Regions from separate parts of the Homo sapiens genome. Here region 2 is linked to region 1. Evidence: read pairs that join two places in POLR2A ChIA-PET (ENCODE). Cell type or tissue: CD4-positive, alpha-beta T cell. All regions are shown on one strand. Each heading gives the region's core, and the rest is flanking DNA. Links, peaks and the distances in the headings are about the cores only. Region 1 overlaps STK10 (serine/threonine kinase 10). Region 2 overlaps LOC100288254 (a long non-coding RNA gene).

What was found. Peaks named below come from ENCODE experiments on the same cell type or tissue, not always from the same donor. Only the 100,000 strongest peaks of a DNase experiment are listed, where the experiment ranks them.
Region 2: POLR2A ChIA-PET joins it to region 1 with 7 read pairs; 21 of 35 experiments call an interaction of 5 or more read pairs at or near these places.

What each region holds. Positions count from the first base shown.
Region 1 is chr5:172,170,696-172,178,894 of GRCh38, reverse strand. The region is part of intron 1 of STK10 (serine/threonine kinase 10); the gene reads left to right. Among named protein-coding and RNA genes, the nearest start is that of STK10, 13 kb to the left of the region's middle. RefSeq lists a silencer at 3,398-3,624. In CD4-positive, alpha-beta T cell, for the core only: CTCF peaks have their summits at 3,782 and 3,984; DNase peaks (open chromatin) are centred at 3,354 and 4,064; H3K4me3 peaks cover 2,084 bases; H3K27ac peaks cover 2,322 bases.
Region 2 is chr5:172,288,763-172,296,961 of GRCh38, reverse strand. LOC100288254 (a long non-coding RNA gene) reads right to left here. Exons shown (of 2, transcript NR_130933.1): 2 at 1-228. Among named protein-coding and RNA genes, the nearest start is that of UBTD2, 9.1 kb to the right of the region's middle. In CD4-positive, alpha-beta T cell, for the core only: CTCF peaks have their summits at 3,086 and 3,285 (motif pointing right); a DNase peak (open chromatin) is centred at 3,301.

The DNA.
Region 1 (8,199 bases), core at 1,876-4,375:
TGGCAACCAAAAGTGTCCCCAGACGTTGCCACATGCTCCATGGGGGAGGGAGGCATAATGGCTCCAGCTGAGAACCACTGTCTTGTGCAGACGAGCGTTCCTTTATTCAGCCCGGCAGACGGTATTTGTTGACCTCCTCTGTCAGGTCTCTGGGTGTGCAATGAGAGAGTTGGGTCTTTCAGTCAGAGAAGCCAGGGTTTGCATCCCGGCTGTGCCATTTAGCCACTGTGTCCTTTCAGGCAAGTGGCTTGTCTCAGCCTCCCTCAGCTTCCCCATGAGTACAGTGGGGCTGACTACACCTGCGGGAGCTATTGTGAGAATTGCCTGAGTAGCTCATACAGCGGGTATCCAGTTAGCCACCGTAGGTGCTCAGGATAAGAAGGCGGCCTCCCCTGCTGCTTCCAGTGTGTCATGGGGGAGGAGACCGAAAGGTGCTGCCTGAGATGAGAGTTGTACAGGGACAAGCAGGCAGCCAGCCGAGAGCGGGGAAGCTTCCACCTGGTACGGCAGGCGGGATGGTGATAAGGTGGAGGGAAGGAAGTCCAGGCCAGGAGAGAGGCCGGCCCATGAGTGGCCCGAGGTTGCTGACTGCTGGCCGTTGAGCCTGATGTAGCGGCCTGATGTGGCCTGAGGATGGGGCCACACGGTGTGGCCCCCACGCGGGTTGAACCAAATTTGACTTGATTGCCAGTATTTTTAAATGAAGAGATTTCACAGAAAATCCCAGATTTCGGTCTTCTCTGTAAGTATCAGATAATTTGATCCTGGGCTGGGCGCGGTGGCTCACACCTGTAATCCCAGCACTTTGGGAGGCCGAGGTGGGTGGATCACCTGAGGTCAGGAGTTCGAGACCAGCCTGGCCAACATGGTGAAACTTCATCTGTACTAAAAATACAAAATTAGCTGGGTGTGGTGGCTCATGCCTGTAGTCCCAGCTACTTGGGAGGCTGAGGCAGGAAAATCACCTGAAACCTGGGAGGCAGAGGTTGCAGTGAGCTGAGAAAGCGCCATTGCACTCCAGCCTGGGCAACAGAGCAAGACTCTGTCTCAACAAAACAAAACAAAACAAAAACAGGTAAGTTGGTCCCTTCTGTCTCTGGGCTAATGATGCTGTCCAAGGGAGTGTTACGCAGGCTATACAGGCAATGGCAGGTTTCCTAGTCACCTCATTCAAACCAGAGGAAAAATAGGGAAATGAATTTTAATGGTATATTTATCACTTCAGCATGTAATAAATGCAGAATTAAAGCAATGTGTTGTATTCTTTTTCATGCGAAGTCTTTGAAATTGGTGGGTGTTGCACTTATGGCACATCTCCATCTGCACCAGCCACATGTCAGGTGCTCGATAGTGACATGTGGCTAGTGACTGCCATGTTGGGCACGACAGATCTGGCCTCTACTGTTGCCTCCTCAAACCCAGTGGTCACTGGATTTGGGAAGTGGGCATGGGCCAGGGCCAGGCCAGATCTGCAATAGCATTTGGGGGCGTGGCTCATTCGGGCTGCCGTGACAAAATACCATAGGCTGGATGGCTTGCAAACAATAAACATTTTATTTCACATAGTTTGGAGGCTGGGAAGTCCAAGATCAAGGCTCCCACAGAGTTGGTGTCTAACGAGGGCCTGCTCTGCTTCATAGATGGTGCCTTCTCGCTGTGACCTCACATAGTGGGAGGGACAGAAGGACAGCTAGCCTTCTAGGGTCTTTTCTTTTTTTTTTTAAAGACTGCACTCCTTCATCCAGGCTGGAGTGCAGTGGCATGATCGCGGCTCACTGGCGGCATGATCGCCTCCTGGGTTCAAGTGATTCTTGTGCCTCAGCCTCCAGAGTAGCTGGGATCACAGGCGTGCACCACCACATCTGGCTAATTTTTGTATTTTTAGTAGAGATGGCGTTTTACCATGTTGGCCAGTCTGGTCTCAAACTCCTGGCTTCAAGTGATCCACTCGCCTCGGCCTCCCAGAGTGCTGGGATTACAGGCGTGAGCCACCGCACCGGCCTCTGGGGTCTGTTTTACAAGAACACTAATCTCATTAAGACCTAATCATTTCCCAAAAGGCCCCTCCTTCTAATGCTATCACCTTGGAGGTTGGGATTTCAACATAAGAATTTTGTAGGGACACAGACACTCGGACCATAGCAGGGACCAAGTCAAGAGAGCTTTGAATGCTAAGCCAATGAATTTAGACTTGGCAGTTTTGATCTCAAAAAATGTCCTGCCTGCCTTAAGTCCCCCAGGGCCTGATCAGGTCAGCCCATGTAACATTAGAGAAGGACTGTCTTTTGATGGGGGAGGAGGCCATGACCAGAGAGGCGACACAATTGCAGGGTGCCAGAGCCAGGATTCCTGGCTGCCCAAAACTAAGGTGGTCCATGCTGAATGGAGGCTGGGCCAGAGTGACCGACCCTGGTGACCGAACCAGGTGGGTGTGGGAGGGAAGGCCAGAGCTGTAGTTGGAACCCGAATCAGAGCTGAGGGAGTGAGGTGACAGGTGAGAGGTGACCAGCCTGAGAAGATGTTTGTGAGACAGGAGGCATGAAAGAGTCTAGGGCATCTTAGGAGATGGAAAGAGAGCAGAGAGGATGAGACAGGAAGGCAAGCTTGTGTCTGCTGCGGATCAGAGGTTGTCTGGGAACCTGGAGGAATTCCTGCAGTTCAAGCCTGGCTCTACCTCTTGCAGGCTGTGTGATGCTGAGGAATTTACTTATCTCTGCCTCAGTTTCTTAAGCTGTGAAATGGTGATGGTAATGGTACAATCACATAGGGCTGTTGGAAGATGAAATGAGACAACCCATGGAAACCACTTAGTCTAGGACACTGGAAGAAGTCATGTAAGTGTTAGCTCTAGATTGTTTATTGAGCACCTACTTGTGCCAGGCCCTGTGGGTTCCAAAGTGAACAAGATAGATGAGTAGGGAGTTGACTTTTGCTCAGTTCCTACATGTCCATCATTTATTCTTCTCGTATCCCCATGAAAGGTAGGGGGATATCCTCACTCCACACCTGATGAAGCAGAGACCCAGAGAGGTACAGTGACTTACTCAGGGTCACATAGCTTTTTTTTGGCAGGGCTGGGACTTGCATCCAGATCTTTCTGGCCAGGAGCGTGTCTCTTTTCTCTTGCATAGCACAGAGAGAAAGACAAACGGGCTTGTTGGGCAGTCCACGGTCGCTTCAGTGCGGTGTCTACTCTTGGCCTTGTGGTCTCTGTGCCCAGGAATGTCACCCTTCTTTGCAAGCGTGCCTCAGCTGGATGGCGATGGATGGTGGCCTCTCATGCAGAGGAAGTGGTGAGGGGTGCAGGCAGGACTAGCACAGGAAGTGGCAGGGGAAAAGGGCGGGTGTCAGGGCGGGGAAGCTGAGTGCTCCTGGGGCCCCTCCTGGCACCCTGGTGGGTGGGGCTGCTGGGACCGCAGCAGCCTGCAGTGCAGGGTGTCTCTGGGTCTTGTCAGCAGAGCAGGGAGGGTGAGTGCTGAAAGGCTTCCTTCTCCCTTCTCCCTCTCTCCACCATACTCACCTTCCACTTCACTCTTTCTCTTCCCCTTTCTCTCTGCTTCCCCTGTGATGCATTTTTTCCCTTCTCCCCCCATAGCTTACCGATTTTTTCATACTAACAGACTATAGCAGGGCTGGCACTTCGGGTGGCTAGGAGTTCACGACCAGCCTAGGAAACATAGGAAGACTCCATCTCTTCCAAAAAATTTAAAAAATTAGCCAGGCGTGGTGGCACCAAATCTAGTCCTAGCTGCTCTGGAGGCTGAGGCAGGAGGATCACTTGAGGCCAGGAATTCAAGGCTGCAGTGAGCTGTGATCACACCACTGCACTCCAGTCTGGGTGACAGGGCAAGACCCTGACTGAAAAGCAGGTTGTCTGAAAACAACAATAACAAGAAAAAACAGGCTATACCAGAGCCAGAATTAGACACTAAGACTTGGGGAGAAGGATGGGGACGAGGAGGGACTTTACCAATGCACTGGTGACTGAAGAGTTAACTCCAGCCAGCCTGGGTCAGGTGGTGCAGGGTGGTGGAGGCCAGTGGTGCCTCTGGGAGGAGCTGAGGGAAGCGCAGCTCCTTTCTGCTTCCGGACCATTGCCATTGCGCTGGCGGGTCCCCTGCCTGCCAGTCTACCTGTGACTCTGTACAGCTGGCTCCTCCTCATTCTCCGGGTCTCAACTCAGATTCCCTCCTCAGAGAGGCCTGTCCCGACCACCGCTCCCTGACCATGGTGGCAGCTGCCTGTAGATTTCCTTCAGGGCTGTTGTTACAAACTGGGATTCTCTTGTGTTTCTCCTTCTTTATTTTCTGTCCCCTCCAGCAGATGTGAAGTCCCTGAGGACAAGGAGTGATCTTTGTGTCCCCTGCATTTGGAACAGGGCCCGCGGAGGGTAGATGTTCAGTTCATAACTGCTGAGCTGCAGGCGTGCAGTGGCTCGCTCATACCTGTAATCCCAGCACTTTGGGAGGCCGAGGCGGGTGGATCATCTGAGGTCAAGAGTTCGAGACCAGCCTGGCCAATATGGTGAAACGCCATCTCTATTAAAAATACAAAAATTGGCTGGGCGTGATGGTGCGCGCCTGTAATCCCAGCTACTCAGGAGGCTGAGGCAGAAGAATAGCTTGAACCCGAAAGGCGGAGGTTGCAGTGAGCTGAGATTGCGCCACTGCACTCCAGCCTGGTCAACAAGAGTGAAACGCCGTCTCAAAAAAAAATTAAACAACAACAACAACAAAAAATACCTGCTGAGCAATTGAAAGGATGAGTGAGTGAATGCCGGGCCTCGCTTGTTGCCTCTCCCTGGACAGGCCCCGCATTGTGGTTATGACGTGGCTACACTCGGGAGGCCGCATTGTGGTTATGATGTGGCGCTGGAATCAGTTCTGAGCTTCCTCCTAGCTTCCCTGCCTGTTGGCTGTGTGACTTTGGGCAAGTCACCTCACCCCTCTGATCCTCAGCATCTTGAGCTGTGACGTCTAAATCAAAACAGCCCTTTGCCCCGACTTTGCGAACATTGATGCTTGTGGCCAGCCCTCACTGTCCTGCCTCACACACAAGATGTAAATGTGGCTGTTACTGTGATTGTTGCCATTTCTGTGGGGTGACTTAAGCTGATCTTCCCCTTCCTGGGGCTTGACAGAGGCAGATTGCCTTGAGGCCCTGAACTCCTCCCTTGCCTGTTACACTGCAGGGTGCTTCTGGGTGGAGGGATGTAAAGCGTTCTGGGATCAGCCTCAGTTTGTTGCTCTCTCTGTTATGAAGATAAAATAAGCCTGCATCCCAGCCTGGAGACGGCACAGGGCTACTGGGGGGTCTGGTGGGATGAGTGTAAGGTCTCAGCTCCGTGCCTGCCCCAGGGTGAGTTGTAGTTGAGGGCACCAGAAGTGGAGCATTTGTGCCCTGGAGAAAGAAGCTAATGCTGATGCCTGGCTTCCCTTCACTCTCCTTCCTGGAAAGCTCCACACAGTCTTGTCTGGGAGCCCAGGCCCAACGCTTGGCCCTATGAGGCAGTTGCCACTGTCAGAGCCAGCATTGTCACCCTGAGGCAATGACCCTTGTCAGAGCTGGCGAACCTCCCTGGTCAGCCCTGAGATTCTTTCTACCCTTGCTTTGCATCTTAGAGGGCCCTGATACGGGGTTGGGGAAGCCTGAGCTCCCTCTCAAGACCCCTTCTTTTTGGGGGCCCTCACTGCCCTCCCCACAACCGCCACTTTGAGGTGATAGGAAACCCATCTTTGAGCTGGGGAGAGGTGACTGGGGCGCCTCTGTTAATGAGGAAACTGGAGCTCCAGACACTGGTGCTGGCCTCTGGTCTGGCTGCAGGACCATCTACAGTGGCTAGGAGAGGACCCCTGAAGACCCCAGCCCACCCCACGCGGGTCTCCTCGCCTCAGAGGCTTTTTTTTTTCTTTTTTTTGACAGAGTCTTGCTCTGTCACCCAGGCTGGAGTGCAGTGACGCGATCTCGACTCACTGCAACCTCCGCTTCCTGGGTTCAAGCGATTCTCCTGCCTCAGGCTCCCGAGTAGCTGGAATTACAGGCACGTGCTACCACACCCAGCTAATTTTTGTATTTTTAGTAGAGACAGGGTTTCACCATATTGGCCAGGCTGGTCTTGAACTCCTGACCTCAAGTGATCCACCCGCCTCAGCCTCCCAAAGTGCTGGGATTACAGGCATGAGCCACTGCGCCCGGCCACTTCAGAGGCTTCTGACCTGGGGATGCTGTTCATCTTACAAGTCGCAGCTCAGCAGTTGGCATTGCTGTGTAACCCTGGGCAAGTGATGTCACCCCTCTGAACCTTGGTTTTCTTTTCTGCAAAATAGGGACAATAGTGCCTCTCACAGTGGGACATAGGCATCTTTACACCTGCACCATCATGAGGCCAGTGCCAAGGACACACAGCCAGATGTGGCAGAACTGACCCAAGCCCAGCGTCACATCTGGATGATACCTAGTGTTGGTGGAACACGGGTATAGCTTGGTCCTGCCATTTGGAGAGCATTTGACAACATGTAAATCAAGGCCTATGCTTTTGGATGCGGCACCACGCGACCAGGGTGGCATGGCCCCATGATAGGGAGCTGCTCAAATAGAGGAGGGTCCCGTCACTCAGTGGAACATTCTGCCACCCTTGGAGATGACGTTGGGGAAGAGTGTTTTGTGCTCCGAAGGGCTGTGCATGCCATACTGTTTGTTTTTTTGAGATGGAGTTTTACTCTTGTCACCCAGGCTGGAGTGCAGTGGTGCCATCTCAGCTCACTGCAACCTCCACCACCTGGGTTCAAGAGATTCTCCTGCCTCAGCCTCCCGAGTAGCTGGGACTATAGGTGCGTGCCACCATGCCTGGCTAATTTTGTATTTTTGTAGAGACAGGGTTTCACCATGTTGGTCAGGCTGGTCTCAAACTCCTGACTTCAGGTGATCCACCCACCTCCCCTCCCAAAGTGCTGGCCTTACAGGGGGATTACAGGTGTGAGCCACTGTGTCCAGCCATGCTATACTGTTAAGTGAAAGTAAGAATGACCAGTGTATACAGTTTAATCCCAATTTTGTAAAGTATGGAAGAATATATTTGTGGCCAGAGAGAGTATAATGAGTGAATATTTCTAGACTTTCACTCTGGACCCAGCCTATTCTATTCTATTCTATTCTATTCTATTCATTTTATTTTATTTTAAGACAAGAGTTTCACTCTGTCGCTCAGGTTGGAGTGCAGTAACGCGATCTTGGCTTACTGCAACCTCTGCCTCACGGGTCCAAGTGATTCTCCTGCTTCAGCTTCCTCAAGTAGCTGGGACTACAGGAGTGTGCCACCATGCCCGGCTAATTTTTGTATTTTTAGTAGAGATGGAGTTTCACTCTGTTGGCCAGACTGGTTTTGAATTTCTGACCTCAGGTGATCCACCTGTCTCAGCCTCCCAAAGTGCTGGGATTACACATTTGAGCCACCATGCGCAGCCAAGGACCCAGCCTCTTCTAAGCGCCTTTCACGTATAACTCATTAAATGCTCACAACAGCTTCTGGAGGAGGAGCGGTTACATCTTCATTATGTAAAGGTATAAAAGGCTGGGAAGTGAGGACAAAGAAGTCCCCTCAGGGGCACACAGCTGGGAAGTGTTAGAGCTGGGATTGGGAAACAGTTCAAGAACGTCCCACCGCAGAATACCAAAGGCGAGTCCCTTGGATTATGAAAAGCTTTGATTTTCTTCCTTGTACCATTATATTTTTAAGATTGTCTTTAACGCACAGATGTTACTTCAGCACCACAAGGACTGTTGATGGAATAAACAGGCCGACTTAACCTCTCTGAGGTTTGATACTGTCTCTAAAACAGAGTTCATGAATGGACACGACCCCCAAGGTTGTGGTGAAGATTAAATGAGTGTCTTAAACACATGCAGGCAGGGGGCATAGGTGGCCCTCCATAAAGTGCTTCCTTCCTCACTTCCTCCTCCTCTGTGGACCCCGGAGTCCTCTCCCCTCTGCAACTCCGCATTGAGTCTCACTGTCCTCCTCTGGGTAGCGAGGAGCCTGGGAAAGGTGGGAGCGGTCCCCTGCAAGGAGGCAGAGCCCATGGGCACCTTTCACGCCTCCTTTATCAGTGATAGGTGGGTTGGATTCCCCATTGGTTTTGGAGAGCTAACATCTGAGGGCTCCCACATCCCCAGCCAAGTTGGACAGGTTGCTCCCGTTTT
Region 2 (8,199 bases), core at 1,834-4,333, 120 kb before region 1:
ACGCCCGTGGGATTCGAGACTCCTGAAGCCGTACGCCCGTGGGATTCGAGACTCCTGAAGCCGTACGCCCGTGGGATTCGAGACTCCTGAAGCCGTACGCCCGTGGGATTCGAGACTCCTGAAGCCGTACGCCCGTGGGATTCGAGACTCCTGAAGCCGTACGCCCGTGGGATTCGAGACTCCTGAAGCCGTACGCCCGTGGGATTCGAGACTCCTGAAGCCGTATACCTGTGGGATTCGAGACTCCTGAAGCTGTATACCTGTGGGAGACTTTCAGGTAAAGCTGGTGAGGGAACTTTTCCCTCCAGAAGCAGAAGGCATTCTAGATGTGGACTCTTTCCCAAGATCATGGGTCAAGACTTCTTTGCATCATGAAAGCCTTATCCTCCCCTGACCCCCTCTTTCCTGCTGCCCTAATCCTTTCCTTTTCTCTCCAGGAAAATCCATGGGACCATAATTTGTGGATGGCTTTAGCTAAGGTTCATGCTCCAGCAAAAAAACAGAGCAATTGTTGGGTATATGAAGACAAGTTAGTTTCCATTGAGGAACAGTTCCAATGGGGTTCTTGGGGGCTCACTCTTGATAATTGTGGAGTATTGTTAGTATCGAATTGAAGCTAATTCATAACTTGGGGAAAAATCTTGGACTTTTTGGCCAATCAGACTTCCCAGGGGTTCAGATAAGTAGAAGTCGCCCTCTGAAATGTGGATGACAACATACATTTTCAATAAAAGCACTTAATGGGGCCGGGTGCGATGGCTCATGCCTGTAATCCTAGCACTTTGGGAAGCCGAGGTGGGTGGATCACTTGAGGTCAGGAGTTCAAGACTAGCCTGGCCAATACGGTGAAACCCCATCTCTACTAAAAATACAAAAATTAGCCAAGCGTGGTGGCGCGTGCCTGTAATCCCAGCTGCTCGGGAGGCTGAGGCAGAAGAATTGCTTGAACCCAGGAGGCGGAGGTTACAGTGAGCCAAGATTGCACCAATGCACTCCAGCCTGGGTGACAGAGCGAGATTCTGTCAAAACAACAACAACAAAAACAAAAAAAAAAAACAAGAAAACAAGCCCTTAAGGAACATCAACAGCTTTAGCTCTTCTTTTTGCTCAGGGCTTGTGCATGGTCCTAAACAAAACTGAATCTTGTACCTATCTTTCCCCTGATTTTGCTACTACAGAAAGCTTAATTTAAAAGGTGGTTGATGGTAGGTGGGCATGATGGCACACACCTGTAGTCTCAACTATTCAGTAGGCTGAGGCAGAAGGATAGCTTTGAGCTCAGGAGTTCAAGTCTAGCATAGGCAACCTAGCAGGACCGCATCTCTAAAAATAAAGTTGCTGGATTTTTTGTTTTGTTTTGTTTTTTGAGACAGTCTTGCTCTGTTGCCCAGGCTAGAGTGCAGTGGCTCTATCTCAACTCACTGTGACCTCCGCCTCCCAGGTTCAAGCAATTCTCCTGCCTCAGCCTCCCGGGGATTACAGGCAAGTGCCACCATGCCCGGCTAATTTTTGTATTTTTAGTAGAGACGGGGTTCACCATGTTGGCCAGGCTGATCTCGAACTCCCGACCTCAGGTGATCCCCCTGCCTCGGCCTTCCAAAGTGCTGGGATTACAGGCGTGAGCCACCTTGCCCAGCTGATATTGCTGTTTCTTTAGGTATTGCCACCAAATACATTAAGGAAATGTCTCAAGAAAAAGGAAACACGATGTATTTATAGGAGCAAACAACAGTTGGCTTGCAGACATCCTAAATGGTGGATGGCAAGCTTGGCTTTTCCAAGGTTTTCCAATCTTTATGTTCTTCTAGTGGGTCTTCAGGTTACTATGACTTGTGTTAACAGGCTAACAACAAAACTGGATACCTCTTTAAATCAGACCACTCTACAGTGAACTATGGTCCTCAATTGCCATTGTGCCTCAACAAAGACTATGACCAAATGAACTCAGATGCCTATATTGTATGAACTTTGACTTGTTTGATTTGGTTGTTTGGTTCATGGGGACTCCTATTGAAGAGTACTCTTTAGTCTTTTGGTATTTTCCTCCTGACAGTCATCATAATAATCCCCCTAGTACACTATATCCTCTTGTTTTTTTGTTTTTTGTTTTTTGTGTTTTTTTTGAGACAGAGTTTTTCTCTTGTTACCCAGGCTGGAGTGCAATGGCGCGATCTCAGCTCACTGCAACCTCCGCCTCCTGGGTTCAAGGGATTCTCCTGCCTTAGCCTCCCGAGGAGCTGGGATTACAGGCATGCGCCACCATGCCTGGCTAATTTTTGTATTTTTAGTAGAGACAGGGTTTCACCACGTTGGTCAGGCTGGTCTCAAACTCCTGACCTCAGGTGATCCACCCGCCTCAGCCTCTCAAAGTGCTGGAATTACAGGTGTGAGCCACCATGCCCATCTTAAATGTCATCTTAAATGTCTGTATGAAGCCATCCATTGAGTGTTCAGTGGTCTCACTTCAATTAGATCATCAAGAACATCAAGAATTATTCAACTGCTGTGACTTTGTGACTTGTGAATTTCATACTAAAACCAAATAGGTCCATTTGCAATGGTGACAGAGAGTGGCATCAATGCTCAAGGTTTAGGTCAATCTCTCAAAAATTGAGAGGCTGACCAAAATGGAGGAATTGTTAAACTAAATTTGGCTTGAGGATGCCTCTGTACTTGAGTCCTTATGGAACAAATTGTAACCTTAGTACATCAGCGAACTACAAGCCTAACTTAGGAGTATACTTTTGTAACAGTAGCTGAGTCTCAGCCGGTCACACTAGCCAAGCCTCAGTCAATCACAGTTGGGCAACTGATTAGACCATGTTCAAATAAAGCAAATGCTGAGCTGTAATCACCTGAAGTATTCATAAGTGCTGCCTGCCCACATTGCAGGCTACAAATCTTTCAACCTGTTCTGGTTTTGAGGATTGCCTGATTCATGAATTATTCTTTGCTTAAATAAATTCTGCTTTAATGTAATTTGTCTAAAAATTTTAACAGGGCTATGAATTTTCTTTTGATATATGAGTTTTTCTGGGGATATGTGCTTTACATATATCCCATAGATTTGGATTTGTAGCAATTCTTTAATTTCTGTAATTCCCTAGATCCAAGAGTTGTGAAGCACAGGTTTTAAAGTTTTCAGGTAGAACATTATGCCAGTTATCAAATTGTTGAATCTCAGATGCAAACTCAATCTTCATTGCCTGCTCTGTGAAAATGAATATGGGCCCTTTAAATATTGTTTCTTTGCCAGCTGGCACAATGTTTAGCTTTGACAGTAGAGGGCACTGGAGAGACACTGCAGGAGGCTCACTCACTCAGTAGGTTTCCACAGCCTGGGTGGCTTCTCCAGTGCCAGGTTCCTGCGCTGTGTGCAGCCTTTCTAAGTGGCCAGCTTTTGCGGCACAAACAAGCTTCTCTAGCATAGCTCCTTCAGTATATATGTTGCTCCAGCACCAGGCTCCTGAGGTGGTGGGCAGCTTCTCCAAGGCCCAGATCCTGCAATATGCAGAAGCCTACACCACCTAGCAATGAGCAATTTCTCCAGGTACTTCGTAGTACCCGGTAGTTTCACAGCAGAATGGCTCTAAGTGGGGTACCTCCTATAAACAGCCTTTCAGCATTACAGGGCATATTATCAGCAAGTCCTAGAGAAGGGATTTCCAGCAACTTCCACTGGTGTGGCACAAGAGGAACTTCTCTGCCATTCACCAAGCCAAGGCCATATCCCCTCCAGCAATGGGGCACTGGCTCTCAGCCCTAGAAGGGCCTCTTCCTTAAGTGCACTGTCTCAGCCCTAGGGTTGCTGCTGCTGCTTATCTGCATTCCTCCGTTCTTTAGAGTTTCCTTTTCTCTTCCATAAAATCAAAATAATACCTGATACAAAAAGTGGACAAAGACCTTTAAGGAAAAAAAGAACTATAGACACTGGGTGCAATGGCTCACGCCTGTAATCCCAGCACTTTCGGAGGCCGAGGTGGTGGATCACCTGAGGTCAGGAGTTCGAGACCAGCCTGACCAACATGAAGAAACCCTGTCTCTACTAAAAATACAAACTTAGGGCCAGGTGCGGTGGCTCACACCTGTAATCCCAGCACTTTGGGAGGCCAAGGTGGGTGGATCATGAGGTCAGGAGATCGAGACCATCCTGGCTAACATGGTGAAACCCTGTCTCTACTAAAAATGCAAAAATTAGCCAGGCTTGGTGGCACATGCCTGTAATCCCAGCTACTCGGGAGGCTGAGGCAGGAGAATTGCCCGAACCCGGGAGGCAGAGGTTGCAGTGAGCCGAGCAGTGAGCCGAGATCATGCCACTGCACTCCAGCCTGGGTGACAGAGCGAGACTCTGTCTCAAAAAAAAAAAAAAAAAGTCAGGCATGGTAGCTCATGCCTATAATCCCAGCTACTTGGGAGGCTGAGGCAGGAGAAGTGCTTGAACCTGGGAGGCGGTTCAAGCAACAAGAGCGAAACTACGTCTCAAAAAAAAATTATAGGCAAATATTCATAACCAGAGATGCAATAATTTAGAACAAAATGTTATAAGGGCTAAATGGTAAGAGCTTATGAACACAAAGAAGGAAACAAAAGAAGGAAACAGGCCAGGCACGGTGGCTCAGCCTGTAATCCCAACACTTTGGGAGGCTGAGGCGGGCGGATCACCTGAGGTCAGGAGTTTGAGACCAGCCTGGCCAACATGGTGAAACCCCATCTCTACTAAAAATACAAAAATTAGCCGGGCGTGATGGTGAGCACTTATAATCCCAGCTACTCAGGAGGCTGAGGCAGGAGAATCACTTGCACCTGGGAGGCGGAGTTTGCAGTGAGCTGAGATCATGCCACTGCACTCCAGGGGTGACAGAGCAAGACGTTGTCTCAAAAAAAAGAAAGAAAGAAAAAAAAGGAGGAAACAACAGACACAGGTCTACTGGAGGAGGGAGAGTGGGAGGAGGGGGAGGAGCAGAAAAGCTAACTAGTGGGTACTGGGCTTAATACCTGGGTGATGTAATAATATGTACAACAAACCCCTATGACACGTGTTTACCTATGTAACAAACCTTCACATGTACCCCCAAACCTAAAATAACAATTTTTTTAAATTGCTAAATATGCCACAAAAATCATTTTAATATAGAAATAAAAGAGCTGTTTATGATTCTGAAAAAAAAAAGTTAGCAAATAGAATGCAACAGTACATAAAGAGGACAATACAACCTTGAATTTCCCAGCTTCAAAACTTACTGTAAAACTACAGTAATTAAGACAGTGTAGTACTCGCATAATCATGACATAAAAGATCAATGAAATAAAACTGACAGTCAGAAATAAACTCTAACATTTATGGTCAATTGATTTTTGACAAGGGCATCAAGACAATTCAATGGGGAAAGAATGGCCGGAGGTGGTGGCTCACGCCTGTAATCCCAGCACTTTGGGAGGCCAAAGTGGGTGGATCACTCGAGGTCAGGAGTTCGAGACCAGCCTGGCCAACATAGTGAAACCCTGTCTCTACTAAAAATACAAAATTAGCTGGGCATGGTGGTGCATTCCTGTAATCCCAGCTACTTGGGGGGCTGTGGCAGGAGAATTACTCAAACCTGGGAGGCGAAAGTTGCAGTGAGCCGAGATCGTGCCATTGCACTCCAGCCCAGGCAACAAGAGCACAACTCTATCTCAAAAAAAAAAAAAAGGTGGGCGGGGGTGGATAGAATAATCTTTTCAACAAATGATGCTGGGACACTGGAAATCCACATGCAAAAGAATGAAGTTGGATCCCTACTTTACATCATTTATAAATATTAAGTCAGGCTGGGTGCAGTAGCTCACACCTCTAATCCCAGAACTGTAGGAGGCCAAGGTGGGAGGATTGCTTGAGGCCAGAAGTTAAAGACCAGCTTAAGCAACATAGCAAAATCCCATCTTTAGTTCAAATACATTTATAAAAAATAAAAATAAGTTATTTCATGTTATATGTATTTTACCACAATAAAAATATTAATTCAAAACAGATCAAAGACCTAAATGTAAGTGCTAAAAGTATAAAACTCTTAGAGTGTAAATCTCCATGGCCTTAGACAATGGTTTCTTTTTGTTTTTCTTTCTTTTTCTTTTTCGGACATGGTATATTGCTTTGTCACCCAGGCTGGAGTGCAATGGCATGATCATGGCTCACTGAAGCTTCGACCTTCCATTCTCAAGTGATCCTCCCATCTCAGCCTCCCAAGTAGCTGGGACCACAGGCACACAGCACCATGCCTAGCTAATTCTTTAAATTTTTTTTGTAGATACAGGGTCTCATTATGTTGTCCAGGCTGGTCTTGAACTCTGGGGTTCAAGGCATTTTGCCTCCCAAAGTGCTGGAGTTATAGGCACGGGCCACTGCACCCAGCCAACAATGGTTTCTTAGATATGAGCCCCAAAGCACAAGCAATCAAAGAAAAAAATAGGTTAAATGGACTTCATTAAAATCAGCTGGTGCAGTGGTCCATGACTGTGGTCCCAATTCTTCAGGAGGCTGAGGTGGAAGTATGGATTGGGCCCAGGAGTCAGAGTCTAGCCTGGGTAACATAGTGAGACCCCCATCTCCAAAAAAAAAAAAAACAAACAAAAAAAGGAAACTACCTTTTGTGCTTCAAAAGACACTATCAAGAGGGTTAAGCAAGGAGCATTGGTTCACGCTTGTAATTCCAACACTTTGGGAGGCTGAGGCGGGAGGATCACTTGAGGCCAGAGTTTAAGACCAGCCTGGGCAGCATAGTGAGACCCTGTCTCTACAAAATATAAAGAAAATTAGCCAGGCATGGTGGCATGCAGCTGTAGTCCCAGCTACTAGAAAGGCTGAGGTGAGAAGATCATTTGAGCCTGGAAGGTTAAGGCTGCCGTGAGCCAAGATTGTGCCATTGCACTCCAGCCTGGGCAACAGAGCAAGATCCCGTCTCCAAAATTAAAACAAAAAAAAAGAAAAGAAAGTTAAGCCAGGTGTGGTGGCTCACACCTGTAACCCCGGCACTTTGGGAGGCTGAGGCAGGAGGATCACTTGATCTCAGTCGTTCGAGATCAGCCTAGGCAACATAACAAGACCCTATCTCTACAAAAAGAATTTTTTTTTTTGAGATGGAGTTTCGCTCTTGTTGCCCAGGCTGGAGTACAATGGCGAGATGTTGGCTCACCACAACCTCTGCCTTCCGGATTCAAGCGATTCTCCTGCCTCAGCCTCCCAAGTAGCTGGGATTACAGGCATGTGCCACCACGTCCAGCTAATTTTGTATTTTTAGTAGAGACAGAGTTTCACCATGTTGGCCAGGCTGGTCTTGAACTCCTGACCTCAGGTGATCCCACCCACCTCGGCCTCCCAAATTGCTGGGATTACAGGTGTGAGCCACCGTGCCCAGCCCAAAAAGAAATTTTTTAAGTTAGCTGGGCATGGTGGTGTGCACCTGTAGACCCAGCTACTTGGTAGACTGAAGTGGGAGGATTGCTTGAGCCAGGAGTTCAAGGCTGCAGTGAGCTATGATTGCACCACTGCACTCTAGGTTGGGCAACAGAGTGATACTTCATCTAAAAAAAAAAAAGAGAAAAAATTAGCCAGGCGTGGTGGCAGGTGCCTGGTATCCCAGCTACTTGGGAGGCTGAGGTAGGAGAATCACTTGAATTCAGGAGACAGAGGTTGCAGTGAGCCAAAATCACGTCACTGCACTCCACCCTAGGTGACAGAGCAAGACTCCGTCTCACACACACACACACACACACACAAAAGTAAAAAACCTGCAATAGGCTGGGTGTAGTGGTTCACACCTGTAATCCCAGCACTTTGGGAGGCCAAGGCGGCCAGATCACTTGAGGTCAGGAGTTCGAGACCAGCCTGGCCAACATGGCAAAACTCCGTGTCTACTAAAAATACAAAAATTAGCCAGTCATGGTGGTAGGCATCCGTAATCCCAGCCACTCAGGAGGCTGAGGCGGGAGGATCACTTAAACCTGGGAGGCAGAGGTTTCAATGAGCCAAGATCATGCCACTGCACTCCAGCCTGGGCTACAGAGCGAGACTTCATCTCAAAAAAAAAAAAAAATGAGCAAGTATCTTGAGTAGACATTTTTCCAAAATAGATATACAAGTGGCCTATAAGTACATAAAAAGATGCTCAACATTATTAGCCATTAGGAAAATCAAGTCAAAACCACTTTGGAAACAATTTGCCA